Regions from separate parts of the Mus musculus genome. Here region 1 is linked to region 2. Evidence: chromatin contacts called from ENCODE Hi-C or POLR2A ChIA-PET data. All regions are on one chromosome and are shown on one strand. The core of a region is the stretch at or near the end of the contact, and the rest is flanking DNA. Distances in the headings are between cores, read along the strand shown.

Region 1 (6,978 bases), core at 938-3,437, 120 kb before region 2:
TTTTTAAAGTGTTATAGGAGCTAGGTGTAGTGGCTCACACTTTTAGTTCCAGCACTCAGGAGAAAGAGGCAGGCAGATCTTTGTGAGTTTAAGGACAGCCAAAGGTACATAGTGAGATCTTGTCTAAAACAGTAAAAAAAAAAGAAAGAAAGAAAGAAAGAAAAAAGTGTCATAGAAGCACATAAAACATCGCAAGCAGTTTGTTACAGAATCTTTATGCAAGGCTGATAAAACAAAAGGAAAAGAGCAGAGAGAATTAAAGCAAATCTAAATCTCTATGATGCACAACTTGGGTGATGGTTGTGTCTTTAAAACACATTTTGAAAAATATGATCTGAGGGGCTGGAGAGATGGCTCAGCGGTTAAGAGCACTGACTGCTCTTCCAGAGATCCTGAGTTCAATTCCCAGCAACCACATGGTTGTTCACAACCATCTGTAATGGAACCTGATGCCCTCTTCTGGTGTGTCTGAAGACAGCTACAGTGTACTCATATAAATAAAATAAATAAATCTTTAAAAAAAAGAAAAAGAAAAATATGATCTGCCGGGCGTGGTGGCACACGCCTTTAATCCCAGCACTCGGGAGGCAAAGGCAGGCGGATTTCTGAGTTCCAGGCCAGCCTGGTCTACAAAGTGAGTTCCAGGACAACCAGGGCTATGCAGAGAAACCCTGTCTTGAAAAAACAAAACAAACAAACAAACAAACTGATCTGCAGTGAAACAAACAGTAATGTTCACAAATGTATTACATGCCTCTCAACATTTTTTAGGTACCTTGGCTATTAAGTTGGAGTCATTTGGGTATATTCTGGTCAGTGGGTCATGAAAATTGATTGGGTTGTTTCTATTTCAAGACTCTTAATACTAGTTATTAAAGAGCTCGCTTGAGTCATGTTCTGCCCAGAAAGATGTTGATCTTGGAAGCAAGGAACATTGAAATGAATAGTTGGGAGATAGAAACCCTCTAGTTCTCTGAAGATCTAGAGGGCAGCCAGGAAGAACTAGCCAGCTTTAGGAAATACCATGAGAATGAGACGAATTTTCAAGCTAAGTTGGGGGTATAACAATGTTATAACAATGAAGCCTAGTCTAGCTCATCCAAATTCAAGAATAAATGTATTTCACAGGTTAATTGTGTACGTGCCTAAGTGGGTGGAATTTAAAAACATCTTTTCTATAGTTGGCATACTAGTTTCACTTATAGAAATTGTTTTCACTCCATTCCACATCTCAATTAGACTCCACTCACAAAGGAAAAACATTGGTGCTATCTTCCTCGGAATTCTTGACTAATTTTCAGGTGTGCCCAATCATTTAGAGACATTTTTTAATTTAAATTAAAACTTAAAAGATTTAGATAGATCCTCACCTGTCCTAGGCTGGCCCAAAACAACGTATCTGAGGGTATTGAATACCCTTAGCTTGCAGGTGTATATAGTGCTGAGTATCACCCAGAGCTTCTGGGGCACCAGCAAGCATTTTACATCCTTGATTATCTACATCCCTTTTCCTCTTTTCCCCTAGATGGCGTCTCAGCATGAAGCAAGGACTGGCCTGAAACTCCTCATGTTCTTGACTCTGCCGCCGAAGTACAGTACGAAACGCGAACGCAAAGTTGCAATGATAACAGCAACATTTAAATATTATTTAATTGCATTTCTGCGGCATACCCATTTGGAACGTAAGTGTTAGCTAGATGTACATTTATATGCTCATGTTTTTAGGTAAACAAGTAGCCGGCTCTGACATAAAAAGATTGCTACTCTAAGTTAAGTCTACACTTAACTCGTTAGGCTTAATACCGACAGGAACTTTACTAAGAGCACTTACATCTTAAGGCCAAAATTACTTTCATTTATTTCTCCTTTCAGCCCTAGGGAAAAAGCAGTCATATACTGCCATGCTTTCTTCAACGCCAGTGTGCTATTTCTGAAGGCCTACACCGTGGATTAACAAGATCCCTAAATGGACCCAAAAGAAAACCGCACTAGACCAGAAACCCAGTGTGTGGACGCTCTGGAGGAGAATTGGCAGGAAACCTCGGGGAGAGCCTCTCGCCACCGGGAGCCTCCGCCCGTGTTTCCTTAGCTCCCGCCTCAACAAGCCCATTGGCGGTCGGGCGGTTGCTAGCTTCCTCCGCAACTAGGGCGGGCCGGAACTTTTGTCTGCCGGAACCGGTGTACGCCGCTCAGTGTTGTCGACCGGCGTCAAGGCGACGAGGGTGCTGTTCTCTTCCTCCGGCTGCGGTGGCTGTGGAGTTCAGCCCAGCCAGTCTGGTAGGAGCACAGTCGTCCGGACTGTGTCTATGGTCGCTCCGCGGGCCGCTTTGCTGGCTGGTGCATTTGTATCAGGGCAAGCAGTATTATTCCATGGCAGGGAACTTCTGGCAGAGCTCCCACTAGTAAGTGAGCTTCCATTTTCTCGCCTGGGGCCGGGGCTGGGGCACAGGAGGGCTGGGCCTGCCCATCCCTCGGGGTTTCCATCCTGGCCGCTGCGGGTGAGCCCTCCCTGGGAAGCCGGGGGTCCGAAACGTGATGCTGTCGTTTGCGAGCCTCCCCTCTTCTCACAGAGAGATTTCGGGAGCAGAGGGGAGGTGAGCTCGAAGGATGGGTAAGAGGTAAGGGGTTTGATCTCCGGGAAGGGAGTCGGAGGCGGTTTCATTTCAAATTTGGGGTTTGATTGGTGGGATGATGTGGGCACCGGCAAGGGAAAGAGTGACCCATTGTAGCTCTGTGAGGTTCCCTGCTTTGGATGGACATGGTTGGCTATTGCTAGCTAGCTTGTTTGTTTGTTTGTTTTTTCATAGCAGTGATATTATAATCTCTTGTCATTCGCCTTACTGTAGATTTAATATTTACTCAGAGGAGAGGAGTGAGTCGTGCTTGTTTCTACCTGCTGCTTCCTGGCCCAGCCTTATGCCTAGATTGACACCACTACCCCCATCCCCGAAGCAGTGTTTCTCACGTTGAGGGATGGCTGCCCTAAAACTCACAGGCTGGCATCGAACTTAATGAAATCTGCCTGCCTCTGCTTCTGCTTCTAAGTGTTGGAATTAAAGGCATGAGCCACCAATTGCAGGCTCCTAAATTGACTTTAATGCTTCTAGAATTTGCGAGCACAGGGGCTCTCAAAATATATCCATTTTCATTCATTAGCCAGTGTCTTATATTTTGCCTTAAAGTCGTGTATTTCCCAGATTTTGTCCTCTTCCTTTAACCACTTAAATCACTAAATTTTAATGTCTTTCAGTGACCATGGAAGGGCTAAAGTAATCTTAAAGATATTTGTCTCTAAATACATTTGGTTAAACATGCAGGAAGTTGTATGCTTGGGCTAAGCGTTGAGCAGGCTTTCCACTAAATACATAAAAAATGAACAGGACTAGATAGAGACATTTAGTTTAATTAAATTTTAGTGGGAAGAGAATAACAAAATTTTAATTCTGTGAATTGGTTTGCTTGTTTCCCTCTTTGCCTGAGAATAAAGAAGAAGAAGGGGGAAAAAAAAAGAAAGAAAGAAAACTGAATTTGGAAACCTGTTTCTGAAAGCAGGTCCTCCCTTGCTACCAAGTGTTTCTGGGAAGATGAAAGGCCAATGAAGCATCACTGGGGGACATTATTTTACATTGTTCTCACTCACTGAGATGTTTCCATTAAAAAAATGAAATACAAAAGGGGATGACCCAAAAAGGTGGGATAAAGCTTGGGCCTGTACTTAATCCTGGTGCTCAGATAATGCCTTGATTGCCTGTCTCAGTGACATAATACTAAGACAGGCAGTAGTAAGTCTTTGGATATAGCAAGAGTCTATCTTCCAGGATGGTTCTTAGTCTAGAGGGTCTGAAAACCTGTGTGCTGGTGTTTGGTACACATGACACTATGAAGGAAATTGAGAAAGAGGTAGAGAAGCTTTGAAACCATCAAGAGATTCTTTACCCTCAAGTTTTCCTGTTTTTTGTTTTTTTCTTCAAACGATCTTGCTGAGGCTGCCAGTGGGCTGCTGAAAAACTAGAGAACTCTGATGAATAACTTACCTGAGAGTTTGAAATGGCGTCTACAGCATCCTTGTTAATCGACCAGACAGTACGGGAGTCACACTGATTGACACAGATTTATATCCAGCAAAGCACTCACAAATATATTCCACTCACAAATAGCACTCACAAAAACCAAAGAGATTTTATTGGTCCAACAAGACTGAGAAACTTGGGGGTGATGGTGAAAACACTGATTGAAAAGGGGATTAAATTAGAAAAATATAAAATTTGCTCCAGGTCTGAATGTATTTGAAACAGGTGAGCATGTATTGAAGAACTCAAGTATTTCATTGTTGAACATAATTTACTAAGGATTTTAGAGACCTATTCTGAAGAGTTAATGCTGAAGTTTCAGAGGTAAACTGGTGCTCTACCTCAGCTGCATTCCCAGCCAGACACTGTCTTTTATCAATGTTTTAAGTACATACCTCCAAATAAATAAATAAATAAATAAATAAATAAATAAATAAATAAATGGAGGAAGAAGAAGCTGGGTGAAGCACTGCATGCCTTTAATCACAGAACTTGGTGGTGATGGGGAGGGGCCGATCTCTGTGAGCTTGAGGCTGGTCTGATCCATGGAAGGAGTTCCAGGATAGCCAGAGCTAACCAGAACCAAACAGACAAATAAAGACAGAGAGAGGTGTGCCTCGTAGAAGATGGTAAGCTTATTGAATCTTAATGTTTTAAATGCTTTGGCTTGTTGGCTTTTTTCCTATAAATTTATTTATTCACTTTACATCCCAATATCAACCCTCTCTCCTCCCAGTACCTCAAGCAGCTCCTCCCCTTCCCATCCCTGCTGTTGCCTTTCTATGCCATGTTTTAAATCTTTACCTTCTCTAGTTTGCAGTGGATTTTGGATAAACAAGATCTGTTGAAAGAGCGCCAAAAGGACCTAAAGTTTCTCTCAGAAGAGGAGTATTGGAAGTTACAAATATTTTTTACAAATGGTAAACTTTTATATTGGTTGAAGTAGTATACTATAGCTGGTCACTATTTTATATGGTAATTTCCATGAGTTGTTAAAGTCTATAGTTAATGCTTTTATTTAGACAATTATCATTTCAGTGTTCTGGGTAATACTTTTCGCACCTTATGTATTATAGCCCAGTGTTGACTAATCTCAGGCATTTCTAGTGAGGTCCATTTTTAAGGTTGGCCTAAGCAAAATACTTTAAGAATAAATGATTATTTAAATTAGCATCCAGTAGTTCTCATTTTACCTTATAACTTTGCATAAGCAAGAAGATTTAGTCGCCAGGCGGTAGTGGCGCACACCTTTGATCCCAGCACACAGGAGGCAGAGGCAGGTGGATTCCTGAGTTCGAGGCCAGCCTGGTCTACAAAGTGAGTTCCAGGACAGCCAGGGCTACACAGAGAAACCCTGTCTCGAAAAATCCAAACAAAAGATGATGACTTGGGAACAAAACACCCATGGAAGGAGTTACAGAGACAAAGTTTGGAGCTGAGATGAAAGGATGGACCTCGTAGAGACTGCCATATCCAGGGATCCACCCCATAATCAGCATCCAAACGCTGACACCATTGCATACACTAGCAAGATTTTATTGAAAGGACCCAGATGTAGCTGTCTCTTGTGAGACTATGCCGGGGCCTAGCAAACACAGAAGTGGATGCTCACAGTCAGCTAATGGATGGATCATAGGGCTCCCAATGGAGGAGCTAGAGAAAGTAGCCAAGGAGCTAAAGGGATCTGCAACCCTATAGGTGGAACAACATTATGAACTAACCAGTACCCCGGAGCTCTTGACTCTAGCTGCATATATATCAAAAGATGGCCTAGTCGGCCATCACTGGAAAGAGAGGCCCATTGGACTTGCAAACTTTATATGCCCCAGTACAGGGGAACACCAGGGCCAAAAAGGGGGAGTGGGTGGGCAGGGGAGTGGGGGTGGGTGGATATGGGGGACTTTTGGTATAGCATTGGAAATGTAAATGAGCTAAATACCTAATAAAAAATGGAAAAAAAAAAAGAATTACAGGAAAATACAACCAAAAAAAAAAAAAAAAAAAAGATGATGACTTAGTCAAGAGACCTTTTCTGTGTCTGGGATAGCTTTGTTGCCTATTTTGTTTGTTTAATTGTATTTATTTTTTTATATGTATGAGTATTTGGCCTGTATCTGTGCATTATATGCTGTGCCTAATGCTGAGGAGGTGTGGCTCCCCTGGGACTGGAGTTACAGATGGATATGAGCCACCTTGTGGGTGTTGGGAGTGGAACCCAGGTCTTACTATCGCTCCCATCCTGCCATCTGATCTTCACCATGTTACTCTCTGCAAACCTACCTTTTTCCTTATATCAAAGATTAACTATGAATTTCTTGGTAAATAACAAAATCTATCTTAATTTTTAAAGCTATTTTTATAGATACTATGAAAAGCATTAAAGTACCTAGTAAAAAAAGAATATTTGATATTCATCCTGCTTGTTGTAAGGATAAATTGTACGCAGTTTCTTTTCTTGTTTATGAATATTACTGCATTTGCAAGTCTTAGACTAGTGAGGTTCAGAAAGTGTCAAAGTGTGCCTAGGTATGAATGGTCATGATTGCATCATGTAGAAATCACTGATACAAGTTAATGGTAGTAGTGTTATTATACTGATGACAGATGATACATTTAAACTTTATTCTTTTTTAGTTATCCAAGCATTAGGTGAACATCTTAAATTAAGACAACAAGTTATTGCTACTGCTACAGTCTATTTCAAGAGATTCTATGCTAGGTATGGTTGTTTTATTCATTTATTTTTTTAATGCCTGGTTGAAATTCTTTTCTAATTTTCATGTACAATATATAAGTAAATCACTTGTTTAGTGTAGAATTATGATTCCCCATCCCCACCCCCACCCCCAGTGTGTTTTCTAAAGAGTCATCACATCATTTAACTCTTGTCTAATTGTATTTTTAGGTA
Region 2 (6,290 bases), core at 686-3,185:
TCGTCCATTTTCCTGGCTAGAATGTTTCTCAGTGAGGTGAAGTATGGTGACATTTGATTTCAATCCCAGCAACGGGGTTGGTGGCTGCTAGTAGATCTCCTTGAGTTCTTATAGATGCTAAATGGAAATAGTCAAGTACAGGTCTCCTTCTGAGTTAGTTGTACTAACCTCATGAACTCACATCATAGTATTGCCAGATAATTGGCAGTTTTCTCCACCCCACTCCCCAAATTACATGTTGAAGGCAAACTTGAGGCTAGCAGGTGTTTACTTAGTAGGGTTTTATTCTAATCACACAGACTACATGGTTTTCAAATACTTCATTTGAGAATTACAGAATTTCTTGTAAAGGGCATTCCTATTTTCACATCTACCTATATTTTCTTTATTCAGTTTACTACAGTCTTGTTTCTAGAGTAATTTGATATTTCTTGTGCAGTTCCCAACTCAAAGACTTAGATTTTTAGTGCATGGTGTGGGTGCTAAAAACAGAGTTCTCACATTAAAGGGAATAAGAGAGTTTATTGTGGAGCCACATTTGAATGTCCATGGCACAAGGAACACAGTTATGCCAAATTTCTTTTATAACACGGAAGTGGTTTCATGACATTTTATAGTTTTTAAAGAACAGACAGTCATAAACCAAGGCAGGCTTAAGATACATTGGTGTGTACATCACAGAAGCTACAGCAAGATGGGGACACTTTTTACATCGCTGCAGATGCTATCTGATAACATTCTTAGCTCTTGGGTTGGTGGAAACTGGGAGTCAGCTAAGTTAAAAAGTTCCAAAGGCTGGGGCAGTGGTTAATAGCGCTGGTACCAGAGTTCAATTCCTAGTACCCACATGGCAGCTTACAACTATCTGTAGTCCAGCAACAAGTGATTTGACACCCTCACACAGACATGCACGCAGGCAAAACACCAATACACATAAAATAAAAATAAATAAATCATTTTTTTAAAAGTTCTAAAAGGTTTTTAATCTATTAGTCACAGGATTTAGCTCTAATATGGGGAGGTTGGCAAAGACTGGCAATTCGTGGGTAAAGCTAGGGCCAGATTGGGTAATTAGCCTCTGGACTTGTAAAATTCCAACCTCTCCACATCACTGAAGCTCCAATCAATCTTTGCAGACACAGACTTTTTCCTGGAATTCTCCTTCATAACTCTTTTTAGTTACACTGACATTTCAAGAAAGTCATTTTCCAATATTTAGGTTAAGAATGCTGTGTTTCTTAGAATTTTTGTTTCCTTTTGTAATTAAACTCCTAGTCTGGAAAGTTGACATTTTAGATATATGAACATTGTTCACGCTAAACACCTTTTACCTCCTTTCGGGAGGCCATCTTGGAGTTTAGGTAAGGAAGGACCAGTGGAAACTCTGCTTCTCAGTTACTTTTCCTTAAAGAGTAGCTGAGCGAAGTTGAACTGAGTAAATGTTCCCACCAGGGGGCGCGATGCTAGGAGGTGAACAAGGAGACCTAGCAAACACCCTGCTTCCAGAACTCAGGCTCTGCGACTCAGGCCTGGCACAGTGAGTTCCAAGTTGGCAGGGTTTGACTTGCGGTCCTCTCCGTAGTCTGAAAGAGGCAAAGCGATTCAGCATCCTTCCCAAAGCGGAACTGATTCTTAGAACGCATTTGCTCTTCGAGGGTCTCCTGCCTAAAGTTTACTAAATTCCGTCCATTGTACCGGAACGTTAGGCTCGGCTTTGTGCTGGCTGTACAAATGAAAATGTGTCGGGTATGACACGGGCTTCACACACAAGAGGGTCCAACTCGAGGTGGGTTGGGTTTGCCCTCAACAAAAATGGCGCGGACTCGTCCCGTCGGTAAGATCACATGGTCGTAAGCCTGGCTGAGAATCAGTGTGACTTCAGCCGAAAAGCGGATGTTATTATCATTCACTTCCGGGTGAGAACCACCGGGCGCCATCTTGTCTTGTTCATGAAGAAGTAGAAGCATCGAAAGGTTGGAGAGAATTACAGGAACGGTGGCGACAGCGGTATTCCGGAACCGGAGCGGGTAAGCGACGAGCAGTTTACCCCGGGGGACCTGCCGGAGGACTAAAGTCCTCTGGGTCAGTGTGGCGAACGGAGCGGGACTCAGGCTGCGTACGCTGCTTGGCGCCACCGCCAGAACCTCATTCCGGAGAAGCTCCGGCGTCCGCCCGAGAGAGTGAGCGAGAGAGCCGCTGTCGCCCGAAGGGAACCGCCTTTGGCTAAGGAGAGGGCTCACGACCCATTCTTCGAACTAAGAGTTTCCTTTGAGAAGGCAAGGGACTAATTGTTGGGCGCCTGAGCGGCCGTTAAGCAGTGCGCGTGCGCAGTGGGAACCCTTGAGGGGCAGGGAGTGTGGAGGGGCGGAGGCGGCGGGGGCCGGGATCTGGAACTTCGACTCTGCGACTCGCACTACGCAGGCGCAACCGCTTTCTGCTGCGTCCTAGACAAGTATCATTTAGTTGCTTAGTTTTGGTGTTTTTACCCAGTGATGGGTATTATGTGTTAAGCATCACTGAGGAAACAAGTAGTATCCTATATTTCAGTTGTTTCGTAGTTTTGTGGATAATAGTGTCATCTTAACAAAACTGGGCACTGAGCAAATTTTGACTGTGCTTGATTAAATTAGCAGTCTTTAATACTTCATTTACCTTTTCTCTTCCTAACCCTAGATAAAACAAAAACAATCTTGGATTTTTTTTTTTTTTTGAGTACATCCAGCTAAAACCAAACCAGAACAGTAAAGACTTTATTTGTGGGGTGGTTTTCTAAAGCATCAGGGGAGACGTAATGAGTTCTCGGATATTCTTAAGACACACAATTTAAAACATAAGTAAGCTTTATATTTAAGGACTTTTTTGAGCCTCATTATATGATCCTGGCTGGCCTGGAACTCCTGCCTTCGCTCATGAATGCTGGAATTAAATGTATTCACTACCACATCAAGCCCTAGAACTTAATTTAATTATAGAAAAATTAAACAGCTAGTGTATAACCACGTGTTTTATTTTCTCAGTAACATATACTTCCATGACACGTTTTTTTGTTTTTTTTTACTATTAATGGAACAATGTTGTTACATTATTAATTGAGGGCATGCTCCTATTTCCTTAGTTAAAGAAAAAAATCATTTTTAAAAAAAGATAGTATTTTTCTGTGGAGATCCCCTGGAACTGAAGTTACAGATGGTTGTGAGTTGCCATGAGGTGCTGGCAACTGGAGGCAGGTCCTCTGCAAGAGCAGCCGGTGCTGTAGCTGCTGAGCCTTCTGGCCACCGTCTCTGTTCAATGAAAAATTACTACTTTATGTCTATGTGTCAGTCCTAGCTTTTGTTGTCCGGATTCTTCCACTTTTGACCATTGCTAAATCTTTCAGGTGTCTGCTGTTTCCCACCAGCTTCTATTTGATTGGTCGGTGTTTTGTTTCTTTGTTACTCTGTTGCAAAGACTGGCCTAGACCGCTCAGCGCCTTTCCTGCTTTAGCTTCTTACAATTGAGATTACCGACTCGGGCTACTATAGAACTTTATTTCAGTTTGGGGGAAGGAGCCCAGGCTAGCCACCAACTCAAGATCTTAACTGCTTTCACTTCTGAATCCCTTTAGTGTTAAGAATACAGAACTGCTAGGTACAAAGAGATTTAAAACATATTTCAATTCTCATCTTTTTGTCACAATCTGTAAATGAGTTTTGTAAATATTTGCGGTCATTATTTGAAGAAGTCATTTTGAAGTCAATTGAAGCGTTTTCCTTTTTTCCATTTAAGATTTATTTTTATTTCTCTGTGTGTGTGTGTGTGTAAACATGTGTATGCACGCATGCTTGCTCATGCCTGTGTTGAGTGTGTAAATGTGCACATGAGTGTGAGGATATTTGGTCCCCTGGATCTGGAATGTCAGAAAGTCTAAGTTGTTTGATGTGATGCTGGGGTTGAGCTTGGGTGCTCTGTAAGAACAGCCAGCACGTCTTTAAGCAGTGAGCCATCCTTTGGCTCCAGGTCTGTTTGTTGTCATTTGCAGTTCTAATACAGAATAATTTATAGAAAAGACTGAATGATAATAATCCTAGTGTTAGTATCTGGGTTTACTGTAACAGATTACTACAAACTAGGTGGCTTAAAACAACTGAAATGTCCTCTTTTATGGTTCTAACGGCAAAAAGTATGAAAGCAAAGTTTGACAGGTACCTTCCTTCCTTCTGGGTTTTGATGGCACCTATCTTTCTGTTCTTTAGCTTGTAGAGTTGTCCAATCTCTGGCATTGTAGGCACAGGACAGTCTCAGATACTTATGTCTGTCCTCATCTGAAATTGTCCTCATCCTAAATTGAGTACTGTATCCACACAGACACTGGTTTCCAAATAAGTACAGGTAACATGGATTTAGGACTTCAGCCTGTCTTTGGGAAGATTACCAGTTAGTCCATAACTCTGGTTTTAGTTTTTTCCAGCAGTATGATACTGTTGATAATCAAGTGCAGTCTTTGGTTATTGGCTTTTCTAGTCTTCCCAAATTCAAGTTGTTTTTCAAGAAAATCACATTTAACTTTACCCTGTGAAAGAAAATTTTGTCAACAGTCTGTTGCATGAATCATCAAAATTAGACTTCTCCAAACCTGAAAAGTTGATGATCTCTGAAAATAAGTCTTAAAAGGAGACTAAGCTGATTCAATCTTTTTTTTTTTAAAGCCACATTTATCTATTTTGTGTACGTATGTCTCTGTGTGAGAACACACGTGCCTTGACATGTTTGTGGAGGTCAGAGGACTACTTTCACGAATTGGTCCTCGTCTTTGACCATGCATGTGTGTTACAGGGATAAAATGCATTCAGGTTACCAGGATGGGTGGCAAGTGCCTTTACCTACTGAGCTATTTTATGGCTCTCAGGATTTTTTTTCTCCTTGTGTTGGGGGGACATGAGGGTGCTGGGGATCATACATAGGCTTTGCATATGTAAGCCAAGTTCTCTACTACTTACGTGTATCCCTAGGTCCTAGAAATCAAACCATGGCATTAAATAAATAGTAATATTAAGATATACTTTTTGTGGCTAAAGTTGCATATTTAGTGGGTAACATATATGAGTGATAAATGAGTAAAATACCTAACCATTTAATATAAACACAATACAATGATAGAGCGAGCACTCAGTAAGGTTTCCTCTGTTCATAAGGAAATCTTTGAGCATTCAAACATTTATTCTACAAGAACTATTGCATATTAACTTTTAATTTATGGAGATTTTCAGACAGTGTCTGCCTTCAACAGTTAACGTTTTCCAAATTATTACTCACCCAATATACGACCATAAGTTTTCATGGTTTAAATCCATTATTAAAACTTAGTGGGTCTGTTGATATAGTTCAGCAGTAGTGCCTTTGCTTATCTCAAGAAACAAAAAAAAGTTGAATTAAAAATTGTGTCTGTGGAACTGTTCATATTGAACATAGTCATGTTTTCCAAACTAAAAGTCCAAATACAGGACCAAACTCAACAACAAGCTTCAAAATACTTTACAAGTAGGAGCAGGTACTTTTAATTTAAAATAGGTTCTGGCAGGGCTGTGGTGGTGCATGCCTTTAATCCATCACTCAGGAGGCAGAGGCACTCAGGTCTCCAAGTTTGAGACCAGCTTGGTCTGCAGAGTGAGTTCCAAGACAGCCAGGGCTATACAGAGAAATCAACCTATCTTTAAAAACAAAAACAAAAATACAAACCTGTCTGTCAGTGGGTTATATATTTATAGGTACAGCCAATTGCAGATTAGAAGTACTTGGTAAAGTGGATCTAGTAAGCATACTCAGATTTTTGTTTTATGTAACAAAAATGCTATTTTATGTGAGGGAGCTGAGCATCCTAAAGTTTTGGTTCCCTATGGATATTACATCAATCATCCACGGATACTGAAGGGCGTAATATGCATGTTTTTTTGGTTTGGTTGTGGGATAGCATCTCAGAAGGAGGATACAGGTTGCTATGGACATATGGCCCAGCTGACCTTGAACTCAGAGATTTGCCTTAGTGCTGGTTCCCGTCCCCACCCCCAGCACTGTAACCTGTGCTTTGATTCTTGTATATCAGGAGTCAGAGTAGTCTGCTTTAGAAGTTTTGAATATGGTAAGTTCTTTTGTATAAAGATCTTATGGTGAACGTGAAGAAAAAGAGAATAGGGCTTCTAAATTTTTGTCATCAAATTAGTTTGCTCTTTTGTTAAGTAATTGGTAAAACCCTTTATAAGTATTGTGCTGGCCCAAAACATATAAAACTATATTTTACATACTTGATTAGTTAA

The links. A loop is a pair of places that touch in the nucleus more often than their neighbours do. ChIA-PET counts read pairs that join two places held with the same protein, here RNA polymerase II (POLR2A).
Region 1: a loop to region 2 is called in a map of heart, with 14 times the contacts of the local background. The contact joins the promoter of Ccnc here to the promoter of Pnisr in region 2. A Hi-C loop is called at or near these places in 1 of 37 maps with a recorded cell type or tissue (heart). POLR2A ChIA-PET finds 5 or more read pairs at or near these places in 4 of 5 experiments (Patski and embryonic stem cell).

What each region holds. Positions count from the first base shown.
Region 1 is chr4:21,725,514-21,732,491 of GRCm38, forward strand. Ccnc (cyclin C) reads left to right here and starts at 2,188. Exons shown (of 12, transcript NM_016746.4): 1 at 2,188-2,402; 2 at 4,884-4,990; 3 at 6,705-6,789; 4 at 6,976-6,978. The coding sequence starts at 2,371.
Region 2 is chr4:21,846,113-21,852,402 of GRCm38, forward strand. It overlaps Pnisr (PNN interacting serine/arginine-rich), which reads left to right and starts at 1,936. Exons shown (of 11, transcript NM_001369189.1): 1 at 1,936-2,027. 4930528A17Rik (RIKEN cDNA 4930528A17 gene) reads right to left here and starts at 2,336. Exons shown (of 1, transcript NR_028384.1): 1 at 215-2,336.